2 separate regions of the Homo sapiens genome follow, and region 1 is linked to region 2. Evidence: chromatin loops called from intact Hi-C (ENCODE). Cell type or tissue: heart right ventricle. All regions are shown on one strand. Each heading gives the region's core, and the rest is flanking DNA. Links, peaks and the distances in the headings are about the cores only.

The links. Hi-C counts contacts between places; a loop is a spot of excess contacts. Peaks named below come from ENCODE experiments on the same cell type or tissue, not always from the same donor. Only the 100,000 strongest peaks of a DNase experiment are listed, where the experiment ranks them.
Region 1: it touches region 2 in a loop (4-fold over the local background); 5 of 110 quality-filtered maps call a loop at or near these places.

Annotation. Positions count from the first base shown.
Region 1 is chr22:24,800,563-24,811,451 of GRCh38, forward strand. It overlaps SGSM1 (small G protein signaling modulator 1), which reads left to right and starts at 5,649. Exons shown (of 25, transcript NM_001098497.3): 1 at 5,649-5,782; 2 at 5,879-5,922. The coding sequence starts at 5,764. RefSeq lists a silencer at 5,487-5,696. In heart right ventricle, for the core only: CTCF peaks have their summits at 2,654 and 2,854; DNase peaks (open chromatin) are centred at 2,659, 5,579 and 7,299; H3K4me3 peaks cover 1,374 bases; H3K27ac peaks cover 2,167 bases.
Region 2 is chr22:24,889,965-24,900,853 of GRCh38, forward strand. SGSM1 (small G protein signaling modulator 1) reads left to right here. Exons shown (of 25, transcript NM_001098497.3): 17 at 3,467-3,649; 18 at 5,259-5,327; 19 at 8,008-8,595. Among named protein-coding and RNA genes, the nearest start is that of LHFPL7, 51 kb to the right of the region's middle. RefSeq lists enhancers at 1,678-2,179, 7,803-8,303, 8,304-8,804. In heart right ventricle, for the core only: no CTCF peak of the experiment used is centred there; DNase peaks (open chromatin) are centred at 4,697 and 5,197; H3K4me3 peaks cover 1,264 bases; H3K27ac peaks cover 2,137 bases.

The DNA of each region.
Region 1 (10,889 bases), core at 1,112-9,111, 90 kb before region 2:
TTTTGCTCTTGTTGCCCAGGCTGGAGTGTAATGGCGGGATCTCGGCTCACTGCAACCTCTGCCTTGCAGATTCAAGCAATTCTCCTGCCTCAGCCTCCCGAGTAGCTGGGATTACAGGCATGCACCACCACGCCCAGCTGATTTTGTATTTTTAGTAGAGACGAGGTTTCTCCATGTTGGTCAGGCTGGTCTCAAACTGCCAACCTCAGGTGATCCACCCACCTCGGCCTCTCAAACTGCTGGGATTACAGACATGAGCCATCGCACCGGCCCATTGCATCGTTTTTATACTTTTGTGTCCTTATAGCTTAGCTCCCACTTACAAGTGAGAACACAGAATGTTTAGTTTCCCGACTGGGTGCGGTGGCTTACGCCTGTAATCCCAGCACTTTAGGAGGCCGAGGCGGGCGGATCATGAGGTCAAGAGATCGAGACCATCCTGGCCAAAATGGTGAAACCCTGTCTCTACTAAAATTACAAAAATTAACTGGGTGTGGTGGTGCGCACCTGCAGTCACAGCTACTAGGGAGGCTGAGGCAGGGGAATCACTTGAACCCGGGAGGTGGAGGTTGCAGTGAGCCAAGATTGTGCCACTGCACTCCAGCCTGGTGACAGAGTGAGACTCCATCTCAAAAAAAAAAAAAAAAAAAGAAAAGAAAAGAAAAAGAAAAGAAAAAAAGACTGGGTGTGGTGGCTCACGTCTGTAATCCCAGCATTTTGGGAGGCCAAGGCAGGTGGATCACCTGAGGTCAGAAATTCCAGACCAGCCTGGCCAACATGGTGAAACCCCGTCTCTACTAAAAATCCAAAAAATATATAGGTACTCCGGAGGCTGAGACAGGAGAATCACTTGAACCCGGGAGGCGGAGGTTGCGGTGAGCTGAGATTGCGCCACTGCACTCCAGTCTGGGTGACAGAGTGCGACTCCATCTCAAAAAAAAAAAAAAAATGTTTACTTTCCCATTCCTGAGTTACTTCTCTTAGAATAATGGTCTCCAACTCCATCCAGGTTGCTGCAATGCCATTATTTCATTCCTTTTTATGGCTGAGTAGTATTCTGTGGTATATATATTATATTTTCTTTATCCACTCATTGATTGATGGACATTTGGGCTGGTTCCATATTTTTGCAACTGCGAATTGCAGGAGCACCATGATTGACTTAGTCCAGTCAGGACCTACCTAGATGGGAAGAAGAACAGGGTCTTCCAAGGCAGTGGCCAATGTGTAGAGTTGGATACCTGGGCAAATTCAGTTTCATTAAAAAGAGGGGGAGGCAAACGAATATTGAGGTGACAACTGTATTAGTCAGTGTTCTCCAGAGAAACAGAACCAACAAGATGTACATATATACACACATATAAATATATGCACACTTATATATGTATGCATCTATACATATATAAGGAGATTTATTACAAGAACTTGGCTTATACAATTATGCAAGCTGAGAAGTCCCAGGATTTGCAGTCAGCAAACTGGAGGCCCAGGAGGGCTGATAGTGCAGTTTTAGTCTGAGTCCGAAGGCCCGAGGCCCAGGAAGAGCAGAGGTTTCAATTTGAGTCAGAAGGTGGGAAAAGATGTCGCAGCTCAAACAGTCAGGCAGGAGGAGTTTCCTCTTGTTCTGCCTTTTTTTGTTCCATTCAGATCTTCAATTGATTGAATGAGGCTTACCTACATCAGAGACAGCAATCTGCTTTACTCAGTCGATGGATTCAAACATTAATCTTATCTACAAACACCCTCACAGTCACGCCCAGAATAACCTTTGAGCAAATGTTTGAGCACCCCTGGTCCAAGCAAGTTGACAGATAAAATTCACCATCGCAGCAACAAGGAGTATCTGCTGCATAGGGCATGCAACACAACATTAATCAAGATTTCTCTGTATAGTAAGAGGCTCAAGAGTGCCTCGGCCTGAATCTAGCCTCTCTTACTTTCCAGCTGCATGTCTTGGTTAAGCTGTTTTTTTTTTCTCTCTTTTTTTTTTTTTGAGACGGAGTCTAGTTCTTTTGCCCAGACTGGAGTGCAGTGGTGCAAGCTTGGCTCACTGCAACCTCTGCCTCCCGGGTTCACACAATTCTCCTGCCTCAGCCTCTCGAGTAGCTGGGATTACAGGCACACACCACCAGGCCCGGCTAATTTTTTTTTGTATTTTTAGTAGAGACAGGGTTTCACTATGTTGGCCAGACTGGTCTCGAACTCCTGACCTCATGATCCGCCTGCCTCGGCCTCCCAAAGTGCTGGGATTACAGGTGTGAACCACCACGCCTGTGTTGGCCAGGCTGGTCTCGAACTCCTGACCTCAGGCGATCCACCCGCCTCGGCCTCCCAAAGTGCTGGGATTACAGGTGTGAGCCACCGCGTCCGGCCTAGCCTGGACTTTCTTAGCATTTTTCATTTACGCTGATCACAGAGCTGACCTTTCCCAGCTGAGGGCGCTGAAGAAACATTGCTGGAGAAAGAGGCTTCTCTTAACTGGTTCCAGCTGCTGCACCACTGGTCAGCGCTAAGGGTGTGAGGTGTCATAGGCCAGGTAATGGGATTCTCAGACACTGGGGGAGGCTTTGGGACCCAGGTAAATTTTCCTATTCTGGCCACAGGGAGAGTGCAACTCTTCCCAAGCTGATCTTAGGTGATGGTGCCCCTAGTGGTGAGTGTTCCAACTGCAGCAGGGTGCAATCCCTGGTCCCATGGAATTCAGGGTTCCAATGTCACCTGCTCAGTGGGGCCTCCCTCAACCACTCTGTTTCATAATAAAATCCCCATCTGTCTGGGCCCTCCCTGTCTCCCCTGCCTACTTTGTTTTCCTCCAGAACTTTCCAACATACTCTATTATTTGCTTATTTTATTGTCTGCTTCCTAAGCTCCACGAGGGCAGAGCTTTTTGCCTGTCTCGTTCACTTAGAAGTATCTAGCACAGTCACCTGGCACACAGTAGGTGTTCATAAATATCTGTTGACCTGAGTTGCATGCAGGTCAACCATGCCCTCCTGCCAGTTGCAACTGCACCAAACACCATGGAGTCCTTTATCTTGGAGGAAAAGCTCCAGGTTTTCAAGGACCAGCACAGGTCAACTTCCCAGACTTTGTGCTTGGCAGGAAAAGGAAAAATGTGGGTTTTGAAAAATGATTCCCTAGAGTGAGGCTTAGGCACCCTACCACCTTCCTAAAGTACCCCAGTTAACTTAGGGGTGAAGCCAAGGAGAGGAACTAATGGATCAATCACTTTGGTCCTCAGGTCAGAATCCTGGCGGCCACACACTTGTTAAACAAACAGGGATGAAACCCCCTCCAGGCTTGGCTTTGTCAATGACATAAGGCTCATAGGGTTAGCGTGGGGTGGAAGGAGGGTCAATAAGATCATGTGAGCAAAACCCAAAGCCCTTAGCGCAGTGCCTGCCACATAGTAGGTGCGCAATATATGATTATTTTTGCTGCCAAGCAACCATTTCCCATTCTCCTGGGGGACTTGCTGGAGATTGTGGAGCAGGGGTTTGTGATTGAGACACCTCTCCCCAAGCCAATGGGCAGGCTTGTGTCCCAGGTCAGGACAATCAGGCACTCCCTCCATAGGATGAAAACCTTAAACGAATGGCATTCTCTTTACCAGAGCAGCAGTGCCCTAACCACACTGTCCTTGCCAGGCAAATATTCCCAAGATTCCCCTTTCTGGCCTTCCAGAGCCACCTTGATTTCATCCCATTTCCCAGTTCTCCAGGCTCCCATGGGCTCTGGGATCACATATTATCTTCCCAGTTTATTTCCTTTTGCCTGAGGAAGCCAAAGTCAGCTTCTGTGGCTTACGGCCAGAGACCCCTGACACTGACCAATGGAAAAAAGGGGGCTCTGGATCCACTGCTGCACGGAGAGGCACTCTAAGCTGCCCTCTAGTCCTTCTGAAGGAAGGCCTGAATACTGGGGGACCCTAAAAGGCATTGCAAATCCTTAACATCACCATCAAAGTCATACAGGGTTTTGGCCCTGCACCTCTCTGGCCAACATCCCACCACCGTCCCCATTGTTCACACCACTCCAGCCCCACAGGCATCTGTGCTATTTGTCACTGTTTGACTGGACACACTCCCTCCTCAGGGACTTTGCATTTGCTGTTCCCTTGACTCAACTGCTCTTCCTCCAGAAATCCCCATGGCCTACTCCTTTTCCTCTTTGCTTAAATGTCACCTGCTCAGTGGGGCCTCCCTCAACCACCCTACTTCAGAATACGATCCCCAGGGGTCTGGGCCCTCCCTGTCCCCCTTGCCTACTTAATTTTTCTCCAGAACTTTCCAGCATGGTCTGTCCTTTTCTTACATATTTTGTTGTCCGCCTCCTAAACTCCATGAGGGCAGAGTTCATTGTCTGTCTTGCTCACTTAGAAATCTCTAGCACAGTCACTTGGCACAGAGTAGGTGCTCAATAAATATTGACCTGAGTTGCATTCTGGGTGGATACAGTTAGGGACTTGGGGTGACCAGGGGCTCTTGATGGAACAAGGCTTTTCCCACAGAGCCCACTGCTTGCTCAGCCCCAGAGATCCTGGCTGACAAGTGCCTCCTTTTGGGGCCAGACTCCTGGGAAAACCCCACTCCTCCAGTGACCTGCATGTCGGGGAGGGAGCCACTTAAGTCCCGGCCTCTCCTGAATGGATAACCAGTGTATCTTGGAAGACTCTTTTTTTTTTTTTTTTTTTTGAGATGGAGTTTCACTTTTGTTGCCCAGGCTGGAGTGTGGTGGCACAATCTTGGCTCACTGACACCTCTGCCTCCAGGGTTCAAGCAATTCTCATGCCTCAGCCTCCTGAGTAGCTGGGATTACAGGAGCACGCCACCATGCCTGGCTAATTTTTGTATTTGTATTTTTTTTATTTTTTGAGACGGAGTCTCACTCTGTCGCTCAGGCTGGAGTGCAATGGCGCCATGTTGGATCACTGTAACCTCTGCTTCCCGGGTTCAAGAGATTCTCCTGCCTTAGCCTCCCCAGTAGCTGGGATTACAGGCAGCTCGCCATCATGTCCGGCTAATTTTTGTATTTTCGTAGAGACGGGGTTTCACTATGTTGGCCAGGCTGGTCTCGAACTCCTGACCTCAAGTGATCTGCCCGCCTCGGCCTCCCAAAGTGTTGGGATTACAGGCGTGAGCCACCGCGACCGGCTGGAAGACCCTCAATAATAATAATTAATAATAATAACAGTAACAGTGGCAAGCATTTATGCTCGCTGGCCTTTCCCCCTGGGTCTGTATTAAGGGCTTCACATCCAATATCTCACTTAAGGCTCAGATCGTTCTGAGACCCATTATGCCCATTTTATACCACATTATACCCATTTTAAAGATGAGAAAACTGAGGCTTGGAGAATATCGGTAGTAGCCCCACCATTTCCTGTGACTTCCTGGAGCCTGGCCCACAGAGGAGGGTTCAGGACGGACGCTTTCCTTCCCCGCCCTAGGGAAGAGGGAGGGACGCGGGCGCTGGCGTGGAGGTTGGGGGAGCCTGAGAGGCTCGGGCGCTGGGTGCGCGGGAGGGAGCGTGCGTGCTTGGCGCGAAGGCTCCTGGCGCAGGCGACCCGGCTGCCCCGCCGAGCGGTGGCTTTCCGGAGGGGTGGGGCGGCCGCCTCGGGTCCTGACGTCGGGCGCCCTCCGGCCGTCACTCAGCGCTCGGCCCCGCCCCGCCGCGGCTGCAGCAGCAGCGCCGCGGCCGGAGGAGCTACCGCCGCCACCGCCGCCACCGCCTCCTGGGACTCGGAACGCAGCGCTCGGAGCCATGGCCTCGGCCCCCGCGGGTAAGAGGCCGCTGGACACGAGGGCGGCGGGAGGGCAGCGCCCGGCCCCCGCACCCTCTCTCGGCTGACCCGCGGCTCTCGTTTCTTGTCCCACAGAGGCGGAGACCCGACAGAGGCTGCTACGCACCGTCAAGAAGGAGGTGGGTGCCGGGGTGGGGGCACTGGGCAGGACTCCCCCGGCAGCAGCGGCCAAACGGGAAAAGAGTCTTCGTGGAAGGGTGGCCTCTGGCGGCGGGGGGGCGGCCAGAACAGGTGTGGGGCTCACCTGGGTGGGCATTGACCTCCCGCAGGGCAGGAGGCGCAGCGAGGGAGTTTGGGGGTGGGCGTAGGTGTGGGGAGGCTTTGGCCCATTTGAGGCTTTTTGCGGGGGCGGATGTAGCGTGAGGGCCCTCCAGGTGTGGGGCACACCTGGATGTATCCCGATAGGACCTCCTCTTGTGGAGGAGCAGGTGGGCGCGGCTCAGGAAGGGGACCTTCCAAGAGAGAGAAGCTGCTAGGGGGACGCCCCCCACAGGGTGTGCTGGAGGAGGGGCTCTGAATGGGGCTGCCGAAGGTGGGGCACGCTTCAGGAAAAGGCAGAAGGAAAATAAAACCTCCCTTCCCAGCCCCCGAATTCTCAGTCCTTGGAGCCACCTCCAAGAGCCAGGGGACTCCCTCCCTGAGAGTCACGGGTCAGTGAGCTGCTCCCCTGGCAGTAGGGGTCCCTTCACTCCCCCCGCCCCACTCCCACCCCACATTCAGAGGGTGAGAATCAGAGAGGTTCTGCCATTCCTCTGCCCCTCCACTCTCCTTGGGGTCAGCGCGTGGAGAGGGGGGCAGTCTAGTCTTTAGGGCTCATGGCCAATGACCTCCCAGAACCCCATAGACAGAATTTATAGTCCTTGGGGTAGCATCTCGATGCCTGGACTGCGTGCTCTGGTGTGTATACCTGCATGGGTGAGGACCTGTGGCTGTGAGTGTGTGCGTATGAGAATGTCTGTGCATCTGTCTGGAGATACCTAAGTGTATCTCTTTGCACTGTGTGTACACGTATCTATGTGTGTCTTTGTATCTGTTTTTGTGAGGGTGGGTCTGTGTGTGTATATTGTGTGGTGCATGAGTCTGTGAATGAGTGATGCTGTGAGTGTGTGTGTGTATCTTGAGTAGGTGTGTGGCATGTGATGCATGAGTCTGCATGAATAACTAGGGCTGTGACTCCGTCTGTGTGCGTGTGTCTTGTGTGTTGCCCTCCCCATTCTTCAGTCTCAGACCCCATTGCTGCTGTGTCTTCATCACTTTTGAACCTTATCAGCGCTTAGCCCAAGGCCTTGCATGGCAGCAGACATCGTGGGCTGGCCTGGTTTCTGGGCCTGGCTTTCAGTGTGTGTGTGTGTACATGCGTGCATGTGTGTGTATGTGTTGGGGGTGTTGGCTGAGGTGGCAGCATCAAGCATCACTGATGACCCCTCCTTCCCTGCACAGTGGCAGACAGCCACCAAGGGCAGCCTCGAGGCTTGGACCTGTTGCTGCTCCTCCGTCCTCCGGGAGCATGAGTATGTGCCTGCGTGTGTGTGTGTGTGTGTGTGTGTCTCTGTGTGTGGCATGTCCTATTTTGTTTAAAGAATGAGCTCCAGGGCTGCTTGCACATTCTAGCATTTTCGAATGAGACATGCAAAATACATTGGATCCCTCAGAAAGGCCCAGAAGTTTTCAGCTCAGCCCTTGTATAGACTCCTGTGGGTATTCCAAGGGAGATCCATCTAGAACCTCTTATCTTTTTTTTTTCTTGGTGTTTTTTTTTTTTTTTTGAGACGGAGTCTCGCTCTGTTGCCCAGGATAGAGTACAGTGGCACAGTCTCCACTCACTAAAAACTCCACCTCCTGGGTTCACGCCATTCTCCTGCCTCAGCCTCCCAAGTAGCTGAGACTACAGGAGCCACCATGTCCGGCTAATTTTTTATTTTTTTATTTTTAGTAGAGACGGGGTTTCACCACGTTAGCCAGGATGGTCTCGATCTCCTGACCTCGTGATCGCCTGCCTCGGCCTCCCAAAGTGCTGGAATTACAGGCGTGAGCCACTGCTCCCAGCCTAGAACCTCTTTTCAATAGAACTCACAGACCAACAACATCCTTGTCACTTTCAGTGGAGGGGCATGTACCTTACAAAGCACCTGCTGTCTTTTTGTTCGTGGTTTAACCAGACCTACGTGTAATATGTGTCCCTGAGATGTTTTTGCCTGGGGTAGCTTTGTTTTTAAGGCAATGGTTGGTTGAATGGGGAGGGGGCTGCAGGCAGAAGAGAACACCAGTAAGACATCTGGGGAAGGCTCTGGCTGAGGCCCAGGTCCCAGCTCAGCTACCATCTTCCTCAGTTTCCTGCGCAGGTTCCTTCTTCTCTCTAGGAGTCAGTTTCTCCATCTGCAGAAGGATGCATTAGTATCAGTGTCCTCTAAGGTCTGACCCGTGTCAGTCTAGTTTGGGTCTTGGGCTCAAAGAGGGGGAATAACTTGCCCAAGAGCACACAGCCAAGATGGGACAGAGTTGGGACTTACCCCCCAGGTCTTTTTGATGTCAGAGCCACACTCTGACCCTCCCATCCCACAAACATGCTCATCCAAATCTACACGGTGCCACACCTTGGACAGAATGTGTGGGCAGTACAGTTTCTACTGTACAGATGAGAACACTGTGGCCCAGAGACAATAAGTGACATTTCAAGGGCACAGAACCAGTGTGAGGGAACAGGTTCCGTTCTTCTGTCTTTTGAGTTCCTATTCAACATAGGTACCCTAAGAACATGGCAACAACTCGGTGCCCCCCAAAGCACGTCTCCCCTGTCCTTTCCTTCCTTTGCTTACCTCTTTGGGGAGCATCTCTCTCAGTGTCAGAGAGCCAGTCTCTAGTGGAACAGAAGGGAAAGCTCTTTGCCTAGAAATCTGAGAGTCAAATCAGATCTCCCTCCTCCCCACTCTCTGGGTTCAAAGGAGCCACATCTCTGCCTGTCACAGCCTCACCCAGAGACTGCATTGTATGTACACATATCTACATGTGTCTGTGTGTATATCTGTCTTCTGTGTGTACATCTGTTTCCCCAGCCTTCTTTCTAGAAGGAGTGCCTTAACAATCGACATCTCTAGATAGGCTGGGCAGCTCTGCAAGGTTTGCCAGAGCCACTGCAGCCACGAAGGGGCCAACAGAGGCTGGGAGCTGGAAACTGTCCAGTGCTGGCCTGGGGAGCCAGCTGGACACAGCACCCATGAGGCAGGTCAAGAAGAACTTTGGGCTCAACTAGAGCTGGATTCCAACCCCAGATGTGTTTATTTACTGAGGGCTGTGTGTCAGACCCTGGGCTAGGTTCTGTGGATATAGCAGGGACAGGCCCCTTGTAGATGGGCCCTGTCCCTGTCCTCCTGGGGCTGACCTTGCAGCGGAGGAAACACACTCCCAACAGTTACCTTATCAAAATTACAAGGATAATTACAGGCTGTGAACAGAGATGTGAAGGAGAGGCACCCGGGGCTGCAAGAACCCAAAACAGGGACAACTGACCATGTGCAGGGGCCCAGGATATGACGTTTCAGAAGACAGGTGCAAGATGAGTAGGACTTTAAGGTGAAGATAAGAGGGTTGAGAGACACTAAGAAAAACCATTCCTGGCAGAAGGTTTTGTACATGCAGAAGCTTTGTGGCTGGAGGGAACACTGTGAATTTGAAGGAACCGAAGTGACCGGAGCAGAGACAAAGGAGAAAGGTGCAGATGCGGAGAAGGCGGAACATGTGGTCTTATCCCAAAAGCAAGGGAAAGGAATGGGGAGGACATCGAGAACAGGGAAAGAAGGTGATGGAGCTGAAATTGCTGGCCTGTTCACTGCACAATCTTAGACAAGATCTGTCTTTACCTTTATCAGTGTGTGGGTTTCCGTTTATTCATAATGGGGATGAAAATGATTCAGCTGGCAAGATAAACCCTGCGAGAACACCCACCACGTTAGCCTGAGCTCCTCCAGGGCAAGCATCCTTTTTTTTTTTCCCTCTGTCCTCGGTACCACCAAGAGAAAGCTGGAAACAAGGTGGCCTCAGCGTGATTTCCTCCAGTTAAATCTGACCAGCTCTATCTTGGCTCCTTCCTGGCTTCCTTTACCCTCCCTGCCAACCCTTAATTTTGTTTTGGTTCCCAGAGCGAGCAGGGACTGGCTTCCCGTTGCCATAACAACTGCCATTAAAGGAGCCAGCCATGTGATGCCAGTTGATAATGGAAGCAAAGTGACTAACTGCCTTGTTTTCCTGCCTCTGGGCTGGGCCTAGAAAGCCTCTTAATTGGAGGGGAGAATGCAGGGGCTGGTGGGAGGCAGATGAGACCCCAGGAAGGAGACAGGGAGATGAGGCAGGTCCTGGAGTGGAAGCTACATTTAGCTCTGCGACCGGAGCTGGTGGAAGGGCTGTAATTGGGGAGCCATCATCATAGCTGCTGAACAGAGCCTGTTTGGAGAACTGAGCCTCCCAGCCTCTGGGTTAGGGGTGATGAGATGGGAGAGGCAGGCAGGACTTGCTAAGAAGGTTGGAGAAAAACGAGAGAAGCAATTGACGTTACCATGGGGACCCTGCAGTTTTACTGTGACCCAGTGGTTCTTAATGAAGGGGAGCAGTTTTGTCTCCCGTCCCTAGGTTTGGTTGCCAGATAACATCCAGGTCGCCCAGTTAAATTTGACTTTCAGATAAACAGTGAGTAAGTTTTTAGTATGAGTATGTGTTGCTAAATCTGGCAACCCTACTCCAGGGGACATTTGGCAATGTCTGGAAACATTTTTGGTTGTCACAGTTGGGGGTGCTATCAGCATCTAGTGGGAAGAGGCCAGGGATGCTGCTCACATTCCTGCAATACACAAGACACCCCCTCAGCCCACCACCACTAGGAGCACAAAGAAGTGGCCAGCCCAGAATAACTCTTGTTAAGGCAGGAAAATCTGCTCCCCGCTCACCCTACCCATCCTGCACCTGCTGCGCCCTTCACTTCTCTAGGCTAATTTGATACGAATGTACTGTTCTTGAACAACTCATTCTTACTGCTTTTAGATTGTCTTGAATGCATATTTGGAGTCTAAAGCCGGGGTGGGGGTGGGCAGGGGCA
Region 2 (10,889 bases), core at 1,500-9,499:
TTTTTTTTTTGAGACGGAGTCTTGCTCTGTCGCCCAGGCTGGAGTGCAGTGGCGCGATCTCGGCTCACTGCAAGCTCTGCCTGCTGGGTTCACGCCATTCTTCTGCCTCAGCCTCCCAAGTAGCTGGGACTGCAGGCGCCTGCCACCACGCCTGGCTAATTTTTTGTATTTTTAGCAGAGACAGGGTTTTACCGTGTTAGATAGGATGGTCTCGATCTCCTGACCTTGTGATCCGCCCGCCTTGGCCTCCCAAAGTCCTGGGATTACAGGCATGAGCCACCACGCCCGGACTTAAACGGATTTTTGACTTAAGATATTTTCAACTTATGATGCATTTATTGGGACATAACTCCATCGTAAGTCGAGAAGCATTTGTAATTATAAGTTCACAAGAAGCTGCAAAAGTAAGAGGTCCCAGGTACCCATCACCCAGCTTTCCCCAGTGGTAACAGTTTATGTAACTAAAGTAAGTACACTGTCAAAACCAGAGTGTTAACACTGACACAATACAACTAGCTAGACTACAGGTCTTACTAGGATTTCACCAGATTTTGCATCTGCTTGTATATGTTTTTTTATTATTATTATTTTTTTGAGGTGGAGTCTCGCTCTGTTGCCCAGGCTGGAGTGCAGTGGTGCGATCTCAGCTCACTGCAACCTCCACCTCCTGGGTTCAAGCGATTCTCCTGCCTCAGCCTCCCAAGTAGCTGGGACTACAGGCACCTGCCACCACGTCCGGCTAATGTTTTTTGTATTTTTAGTAGAGGCGGGGTTTCACTAGGTTGGCCAGGCTGGTCTTGAACTTCTGACTTTGTGATCTGCCCGCCTCGGACTCCCAAAGTCCTGGGATTACAGGCGTGAGCCAACTACCCCCAGCCTAAAATCTGGTGGTATTTTACACTCTATATTCGTGTATCACTTGTACTATTATTTATTTAACATTTGATTTAAATTGACTCGCTTAAGATTTATACAACTTATTTTAAAAGATATTTTATATCCCTGCCATAAACGAGAAGCCAGTATAACTTGTCGTGAATAGAAGGAAACTATAAAAATAGAGTGAGATTAAATGGTGTAATTCTGTTCTAACTAGATGTTATAGCCTGCCTAAGGCCTGCCGTCTCTTTGTTAAAAAGGGAGATTATGTTTGGGAGGCCAAGGCAAGAGGATTGCTTGAGGCCAGGAGTTCAAGACCAGCCTGAGCAACATAGCGTGACCCCCATCTCTACAAAAAATTTAAAAACTAGCTGGGCATGGTAGCGTGTGCTTATAGTCCTAGCTACTCAGGAGGCTGAGACGGGAGGATTGCTTGAGCCCAAGAGTTGGAGGCTGCAGCGAGCTATGATTGTGCCACTGCATTTCAGCCTGGGTGACAAAGTAAGACCCTGTCTAAAAAAATATAAAGGATGGAGGGGAGATGACAAAGTATCGAGAAGTGTGGGAAGCATAGGAGCACCAGACTGGCCCTTTCTCCCTGGGGTAATCAGAAAAGTTGAAGGAGAGGAGAAAGCAGAAAGTTTCTGTAGTTCTGTATTATAAGGACCCATGCTAGTGAAATGTCTGAAGTTCATCTCAGTACTAGTGTGAGGCCCCTCCACACTTCACCCATGCCTGGTGGCTTCCTGGGGAGTCAGTAACTGACAACTCTGATGTACAGAGCCCCGTATTCAGAGCTGGGGATGCAGAAGCACATTAGGTGAGGTCCTTCCCAGTTTCATGGGGGTTGTGGTGGTCACTGGTGGGATTGAGGCAACCCCGAGGGCTGCAGGAGCATATGGGAAGCACCTAAGACGGGCAGGGGTGAAGGCAGTCAGAGAAGACTCCTGGAGGAGCTGGTTGTTCGTAAATTCTCAGAAGGAATTACTTTTCGGGCCAAGAGGGTGAAGAAGGGAAGAGAAGACAGCACAGGCAGAGGTCTGGAGGGGAGACCAGCGTGGTGTGGTGTGTGTGTCCGAATGGGTTTAGGGAGGGGCAGGAAGGGCATGGTGGGTGTGAGTTGCTGAGACATGAAGGAGTAGGATGGTGGAGGCAGCAGTGAGAGGGGAGGCTGGAGAGGAAACAAGGATCACGACTGCTAAGTGGTGCACGGTTCAGGGGGCGGGGTGGTCAGGCTGCAACAGAGACCTGGATGGAGGCTGCTGGGGCCATGCATCTAGGTGAAAGTGGTGTAACCCTGGCCCAGGATGGCACTGGGAATTGGGAGGTGGGCAGGGCTTGGAGGAGTCTCAGGGAGGTGGGCAGGAGGGAGTGGCTCAGGCGAGGCCCTTGGGCAGGATGGACCCTCAGTCCCCCTCCCGAAGTCCTGAGTAGCCATAGGAGAGGGTCGGGCTCCCCACCCTCTCTTTTCCCATCCTGGCTCTCCTTACCTAGATCAGCCAATCCGTCCCCGTGGTGCCCAGAGGTCTGGCAGACGCAGAGCCTGTTACCTGGGCTGTGTTACTCAGGGACAATGGAAGCTCCCCACCTCTTTGCTGAATCCCACAAGGAAAAAGCTGGAAATCTGTGGCCCTTCTGTAAGGCCATTGCTGTAAGGAAAGGAAGCGGGTTGGTTTTATTTGTATTGTATCCTCAGCACCTGTAGCCCATGTGGGGTACATGGGAGGCCCTCAGGTCATGCGTTGATTGAGTGGATAGGTGGGGGAAGGTCAGCATCTTGCTCATCTTGTATTCCATATGGCTAGTTTGGTGCCTGGTATGTAATAGGTACTTATCAAATTGAGTGAGTGAATGAATGGATGAATGAATGAGTAAAGAGAGAGGGAAGGTAGTAAAAAAGAAAGAAACAGTCTTCTCACTTTTGGCCGGGCGCAGTGGCTCACACCTGTAATCCCAGCACTTTGGGAGGCTGAGGCGGGCGGATCACGAGGTCAAGAGATCAAGACCATCCTGGCCAACAAGGTGAAACCCCGTCTCTACTAAAAAAAAAAAAAAAAAAATACAAAAATTAGCTGGGCGTGGTGGCGCATGCCTGTAGTCCCAGCTACTCAGGAGGCTGAGGCAGGAGAATCATTTGAACCCGGGAGGCTGCAGTGAGTCAAGATTGTGCTACAGCACTCCAGCCTGGTGACAGAGCCATACTCTGTCAAGAAAGAAAGGAAGGAAGGAAGGAAGCGGAGGGGGGGGAGGGAAAGAAAAATAGAAACAGTCTTCTCACTTTTGTATCCCCAGGGCCTATGTACTATCTAGCACATAGTAAGGACTCAATGAATAGTTGAAATTTATATATGTATGCATGAATGAATAAAGGAAGGAGGGAAATAAGGAAAGAAGTAGCCTTGCTCCCTTTGTGTCTTCAGAGCCTAACCAGTGCTAGGCATAGCATAGTAGGTGCTCAGTTAATATCTGCTGGATGTTAACTGCGTGAATGTTGGATGGATCAGAGCCACTCTCTTCCACGTTGGTCTGGCCCTCCCCAGGCGCCCCTTTGTTGACACCTCGGGTGACATTGCATCTGCCCTGGCAGGTGGACGAGCAGATTCATGCCTGCTATGCACAGACCATGGCTGAGTGGCTGGGCTGCGAGGCGATCGTGCGGCAGAGGGAGCGGGAGTCCCATGCGGCCGCCCTGGCCAAATGCTCATCCGGGGCCAGCTTGGACAGCCACCTGCACCGGATGTTGCACAGGGACTCAACCATCAGCAATGAGGTGATGGGCGGCTGGCCTCGGGGAGCGCGGGGGCTGGGGAAGGTCAGGGTCTGCTTCATTGGGCTGTTCTAAGAGTGGTGAAGACTGGGTGTCTGGGGCCTGGTGACAGTCTCACCCCTGGCTTTTTCTTTAAGAGTGTGCGGTGACTTTGGAATCAGACCTGAATTCAAACTCTAGTCCCACCATTTAGTAGTTCTGGGGTTCCCTACCAGTACCTTTTCTTCTGGGCCTCAGTTTTCTGCATCTGTAAAATGGGAATAATCAGGTGTAGAGGAGGTTCGTGTACAGTCCAAACAAGACAATGTATATAAAGTGCCTGGCGCACTGCCTGACTTTCATTGATTCAACAAATGCTTATTGAGTATCTACTATGTGCAGGTACTATCAGGAATATCCTGGGATATCAGGAATGTTCCAGTGACCCAGACAGACTGGTCTGTCCTCCCAGAACTTCCAGTTTAATAGCCCAAAGTAGGATCTCAGTAAAAAGTAGGATCTCACCACCCTTGACTGAGGGTGGTGGCTCACGCCTGTAATCCCAGTACTTTGGGAGGCCAAGGCGGGTGGATCACCTGAGGTCAGGAGTTCAAGACCAGCCTTGGCCAACATGGTGAAACCCCATCTCTGCTAAAAATACAAAAATTAGCTGAGCGCCTGTAATCCCAGCTACTTGAGAGGCCGAGGCAGGAGAATCACTTAAACCCGGGAGGCGGAAGTTGCAGCAAGCCGAGATTGCATCACTGCACTCCAGCACGGGCAACGAGCGAAACTCCCTCTCAAAAAAAAGTTAATTTTCTTCAGCAGTGATGATATCAGTCATCAATTGCCACAATAACAGTGTGTAACAAACAACCACCAAAAATCAATGACTTCCAACAGTCAGCGTTTATTTTTGCTCACAACTCTGGGTCAGCTGGCAAGTTCTGTTCTTAACTGGGCTAGGCGAGGCTTATTCTGGCACCAGCTGTCCGTAACTGGTCAACTAAAACATTTGTTTATCTTGGTTGGGCTCTCGTATTTGCCTGGGGTGACTCAGCTGTGCTCCACGTGGCTCACTGCCCAGCAAGTTAACCTGGACGTGCTCTCACGGTGAAAGCAGATGCCACAGAGAGAAAGCGGAAATGCACAAGGGTGTTCTAAGCCTCTGCTGAGTCAAGTTTGTTAACATCCCATTGACAAAAGCAAGCCACATGGCCAAGTCTAGTGTCAGAGTAGGCAAGGACTATGAGGTTATAGGGCAGAAGCATGTATACAGGGATCATGGGAAAAAAAAAAGTGGAGCCATTAATAGAACCAGTTACTCTGTGAGTTGAACTGAAATATTGGCCAGAAGTCTCAATTACAGAGCAGTTAAAGGTGGGGTGCTCTAGTTGCAGAGGTGAGAGGTGGGAACCCAGAGGTCAAAGCGGTCTCTGAAGAGGCTCCAGGAAGCAGGGAGTGGTGCCCCCCTTTCATTTTACAGCTAGGAAACTGATGCTCTGAGAGAGGACTTGTGCAAGTTAGGAATAGAGATGCAACTAGACTTTCTGGCTCCCAGCCCAGCAGTCCTTCCTGCTCTGGGCCAGGGTGCAGCCTCACCCTCCCTCCCTCCTGCTCTTTCTTTTCTCAGTCCTCCCAGAGCTGCAGTTCGGGCCGCCAGAACATCCGCCTGCACAGCGACTCCAGCAGCAGCACACAGGTGACCTTGTGGAGGCCTCGCCCCCTCCCACCCACTCCTCTCCCTTCTGCCTGGGGTCATGGGGGTTGGGTGTCCGTCATCTGTAGGTCACTTTTTGCTTTATTTGTTTTAGCTTTTTATATTAGCATTAAACATTGTTTTTTGTTTTTTGTTTAGTAATGCAAGAAATATATGGATCTATCACCCCTGCAAAAAACTAAAACATTGTAGAGAAAGTCAAAGTCTGCTTTGATCGTCCTTAATCTCTGCCTGCCCTCTCTTGAAATAACACCACTATCATGAGTTTGCTGTGTTCCTTTCAAAACCTTCTGTATGCATATACATACACAGAAATATATAATCTATAGCAATGTTTGGTAGTTGTTTTTTAAATGTGTACATAAATGCCATCATATATGTTGTTCAACAACTTTCCGTTTCAATTGGTGAAAAGAGATAACTCAATCTCACTCCGTTTTTAAAGAAAAAAGCTGGCTGGGCATGGTAGTTCACACTTGTAATCCCAGCACTTTGGGAGGCCAAGGTAGGCAGATAGCTTAAGCCCAGGAGCTTAAACCCAGTCTGGGCAACATGGCAAAACCCTGTCTCTACAAAAAATACGAAAAAAATCAGTTGGGCATGGTGGTGCGTGCCTGTAGTCCCAGCTGCTCCGGAGGCTAAGGTGGGAGAATCACCAGGGCCCAGGAGGTTGAGGCTGCAGTGAGCCATGATCACGCCACTGCACTCCAGCCTGGGTGACAGAGTGAAACCCTGTCTCACACACACGCACACACAAAGCCAAGTGCAAAAACATGCATAGTGTGTTGTCACCTTTTGTGTAAGAAGAGGCAATATTAATATCTGTATATATTTGCCTCCATTTTTGAGAATGGTATGAGGAGCAACCAGAAACGAATCAGAATGATTACCGAGAGAGGAGGGGGCAGAGACAGAAGCTACATTTCCTTGAATATGCCTTGCTTCCTAATTTTGATTTTGGAGTAAAAAAAAAACTCTGGTTTTGACTCTGAAGCTAGGTAAACTTTTTACATAATTAAAATCAATTGAATCAAAAAGAAGTTTTTGAAAACACAGAAACACATGAAACTAACCATAAATCAAGTTGGTGACATAACCACACAGGGAAGAAATATTTCAGGTGACTTTGGAACATGATCTTTAACTGTGTACCCTTGATATGATCCAAGAACACAAAGAGTCACAAAAAAATCTCTAAAATGTATTCTGGAGATTTTTTTCATAGTATTTCATGTATATCTAACTTGAAAAATTGATTCATAATAGTCAACCACCTGGGTGTAAAAGTAATAGGGTTTTTTTATTTTTTGTTTTTTGGTTTTTTTTTTTTTGCCTTTTCCGTGTGTTAACTAATTTTTTGAATGAGAAAAATTATGTATACATGAGGCTGGGCACGGTGGCTCATGCCTGTAATCCCAGCACTCTGGGAGGCCGAGGCAGGTCAATGACCTGAGATCAGCAGTTCAAGACCAGCCTGGCCAGCATGGTGAAACCCTGACTCTACTAAAAATACAAAAACTAGCTGGGCATGGTGGCACATGCCTGTAATCCAAGCTACTTGGGAGGCTGGGGCAGGAAAATTGCTTGAACCCGGGAGGCGGAGGTTGTGGTGAGCCAAGATCGTGCCACTTCACTCCAGCCTGGGCAACAGAGCGAGACTCCATCTTAAATAAATAAATACATACATAAAAATAAAATTAGGTACACATGGTAAAAGTCTATATGATGAAAAGTTATTGTCTCCCCTTATTTTGATTCCCTAGTACCCCCTTCTCAGAGTCAACTGCACGCGGGGCGTGGTGGCTCACGCCTGTAATCACAGCACTCTGGGAGGCCGAGGTGGGCAGATCACCTGAGGTCAGGAGTTCGAGACCAGCCTGGCCAACATGGTGAAACCCCATCTCTAATAAAAATGCAAAAATCAGCCAGGCATGGTGGCGAGTGCCTGTAATCCCAGCTACTCGGGAGGCTGAGGCAGGAGAATCACTTGATCCCGGGAGGTGGAGGTTGCAGTGAGCCAAGATTGTGCCACTGCACTCCAGCCTGGGCAACAAGAGAGAAACTCCATCTCAGAAAACAAGACAAAACAGAGTCAACTGCAGTACTTTTTTGTCTCTTTGTGGATTATTTTATGCATACACAAGCACATAGATCACTTTTTTATTGCTGTTTGAGACAGAGTCTCACTCCCATCACCCAGGCTGGAGTGCAGTGGCATGATGGTCACAGCTCACTGAAGTCTTGACTCCCCAGGCTTGGGTGATTCTCCCACCTCAGCCCCTCAAGTAGCTGAGACCACATGTGTGTGCCACCATACCAGGCTAATTTTTTGTATTTTTTGCAGAGACCAGGTTTCACCGTGTTGCCCAGGCTGGTGTCAAACTCTTGGGTTCAAGCAGTCCACCTGCCTTGGCCTCCCAAAGTTCTGGGATTGCAGGCGTGAGCCACCATGCCCAGCCTAGATCACTTTCTTATTTGTCACAAATGGGAGCGTATATTACACCTTGTTTTGCCTCGTTCTTTTCACTGACTGTATGGTATTCCACTGCATGCTTGATCCATATTTAAGCCGATCACCTGTTGTTGGATGTTTAGGTTGCTGATGTAAGTAATGCTGCAGTCGACATGCCGGTCCATCTGTTTTTGTGCACCTTGTCCTCAGGTGTTTGAGTCTGTGGATGAGGTGGAGCAGGTGGAGGCTGAAGGCAGATTGGAGGAGAAACAGCCCAAGATCCCCAATGGGAACCTAGTGAACGGCACTTGTTCCCCAGACTCGGGTCATCCTTCCTCCCATAACTTCTCCTCGGGCCTCTCAGAGCACTCAGAGCCCAGTCTGAGCACAGAAGACAGTGTCTTGGACGCCCAGCGGAACACCCCCACGGTGCTGCGACCTAGGGATGGCAGCGTGGATGACAGGCAGAGCAGCGAGGCCACCACATCTCAGGATGAGGCTCCCCGGGAGGAGCTGGCCGTGCAGGACAGCCTGGAGAGTGACCTCCTGGCCAACGAGAGCATGGACGAGTTCATGTCCATCACGGGCAGCCTGGACATGGCCCTGCCTGAAAAGGACGATGTTGTGATGGAGGGCTGGAGGAGCAGCGAGACAGAGAAACATGGCCAGGCGGACAGTGAGGACAACCTCTCGGAGGAGCCTGAGATGGAAAGTCTCTTCCCTGCCCTGGCTTCTCTGGCTGTGACTACTTCTGCCAACGAGGTGTCCCCTGTGTCTTCCAGCGGCGTCACCTACTCTGTAAGTCACCAGGACCCTCCGTTCCATTTCCTTCTTTCCAGCTGCAGGAGGGTGGGATGTACTACAAGCCTGTTATCCAGAATGACCCCGGAGTCAGACCTCTGGTTCGTTGCATTTTTTCCGTCATGGAGGATTCACTGTAGAAACCCATTTGGGAGAGAAGATAACGTAGCATTTAAAAAGGGGGGCTGGGCACTGTGGCTCACACCTGTAATCCCAGCACTTTGGGAGGCTGAGGGGGGTGGATCACGAAGTCAGAAGATCGAGACCATCCTGGCTAACATGGTGAAAACCTGTCTCTACTAAAAGTACAAAAAATTAGCCGGGCGTGGTGGCAGGCACCTGTAGTACCAGCTACTTGGGAGGCTGAGGCAAGAGAATGGCGTGAACCCGGGAGGCGGAGCTTGCAGTGAGCCGAGATCGCACCACTGCATTCCAGCCTGGACAACAGAGCAAGATCTCAAAAAAAAAAAAAAAAAAAAAAAAAACGTGTACAGTGTTATAATATTTTATGCAACTACTGTAAATGTCAGTGCTTGCATTATTTTAACAGAGTAATAGGTAAGCCATGTAGTAAACTGTCCTAATTTTTGTCTTTCCTGTAAAAAAATTTGTTTTTCCTAGATGTGTTTTCCTTTTCCTGTTTTCTTTTTCTTAGTTTGCTGCATATTTAAAGTCAGTTCACCCCCAGAAGTCTTTGCCACTTTCCTAAATCTCTTTTCAAACATTTAGACATATCATGTTTTTCATTTGTTCTGTGTGTCCAAGGACTTCTCCCCAAAAGCCTACTGATGCCCTCCACTCCACTGCACCTGATGTGTCATTATCATTCACAATCTTCCTCGTCCTGATCTTGAGCTTCCTTTTGTGTCAGTCATGTTTTCCTCTTTCTTAGTCTACTCTCTTATTTAGATGAAGCACATACCTCAGTGGCTTCCACATTTTTTGCTTTTCTTTTCTTTTTTTTTTTTTTTTTTAATTGAGACAGGGTCTCGCTCTGTCACCTAGGCTGGAGTGCAGTGGCGTGATCTCGGCTCACTGCAACCTCTGCGTCCCGAATTCATGCCATTCTCTTGCCTCAGCCTCCCAAGTAGAAGGACTACAGGCGCCCGCCACCACGCCCGGCTAATTTTTTGTGTTTTTAGTAGAGATAGGGTTTCACCGGGTTGGCCAGGATGGTCTCGATCTGCTGACCTCGTGATCTGCCTGCCTTGGCCTCCCAAAGTGCTGGGATTACAGGCGTGAGCCTCCATGCCTAGCTTGCTTCTCTTTTTTATCATTTCTTTGTCCTTCTGTGCTGAATTCTGGATTGTTTGTTCAGATCTCCTTTCAATTCAGTAATTCTCTCTTCCAGAATGTTTTATTTTCTGTCACCTATCTCTAGTGTTTAATATATTTTTTAACATTTTATTTGGCCTTTCTTCAAATATGCTATAAAATGACTTACTTGATTATTTTATAGTCTCTTGCTTTTTTTTTTTTTTTGAAATAGTCTCCTTCTGTGCGTGATTTGGAGGGCAGTGGCGCAATCACTGCAGCCTTCACCTCCTGGGCTCAAGCAATCCTTCCTCCCACCTCAGCCCCACAAGTAGCTGGGACTACAGGGCTGTACCACCATGCCTGGCTAATTTTTTGTATTTTTTATAGAGATGGGGTTTTGCCATGTTGCTCAGGCTGGTCTTGAACTGGCCTCAAGTGATCTACCCGCTGTGACCTCCCAGAGTGTTGGAATGACAGGCATGAACCAGTGCACCCCAGCTTTTGTTCTTATTGTTAACCTCTTCTTTCTTTCTTTCTTTCTTTCTTTCTTTCTTTCTTTCTTTCTTTCTTTCTTTCTTTCTTTCTTTCTGTATTTTTGAGACAGAGTTTCGCTCTTGTTGCCCAGGCTGGAGTGCAATGGCGTGATCTCGACTCACCGCAACCTCCGCCTCCCGGGTTCAAGCGATTCTCCTGCCTCAGCCTCCCGAGTAGCTGGGATTACAAGCACGCACCCACGCCCGGCTGATTTTGTATTTTTAGTAGAGATGGGTTTTCTCCATGTTGGTCAGGCTGGTCTCAAACTCTCGACCTCAAGTGATCCGCCCGCCTCGGCCTCCCAAAGTGCTGGGATTACAGGCATGAGCCACGGCGCCCCGCCTTATTTCTTTAAATACAGTAAACATACTTATTTTATGATCTGTTTCTGATACTTCTAACAACTGAGGCCCTGATGGCTCTGATTCTGTTTTCTTGTATTTATGCCAACCATCACTCCTGGCACCTTCTTTCTCTGAGTGTTTCATGATTTTTGAACA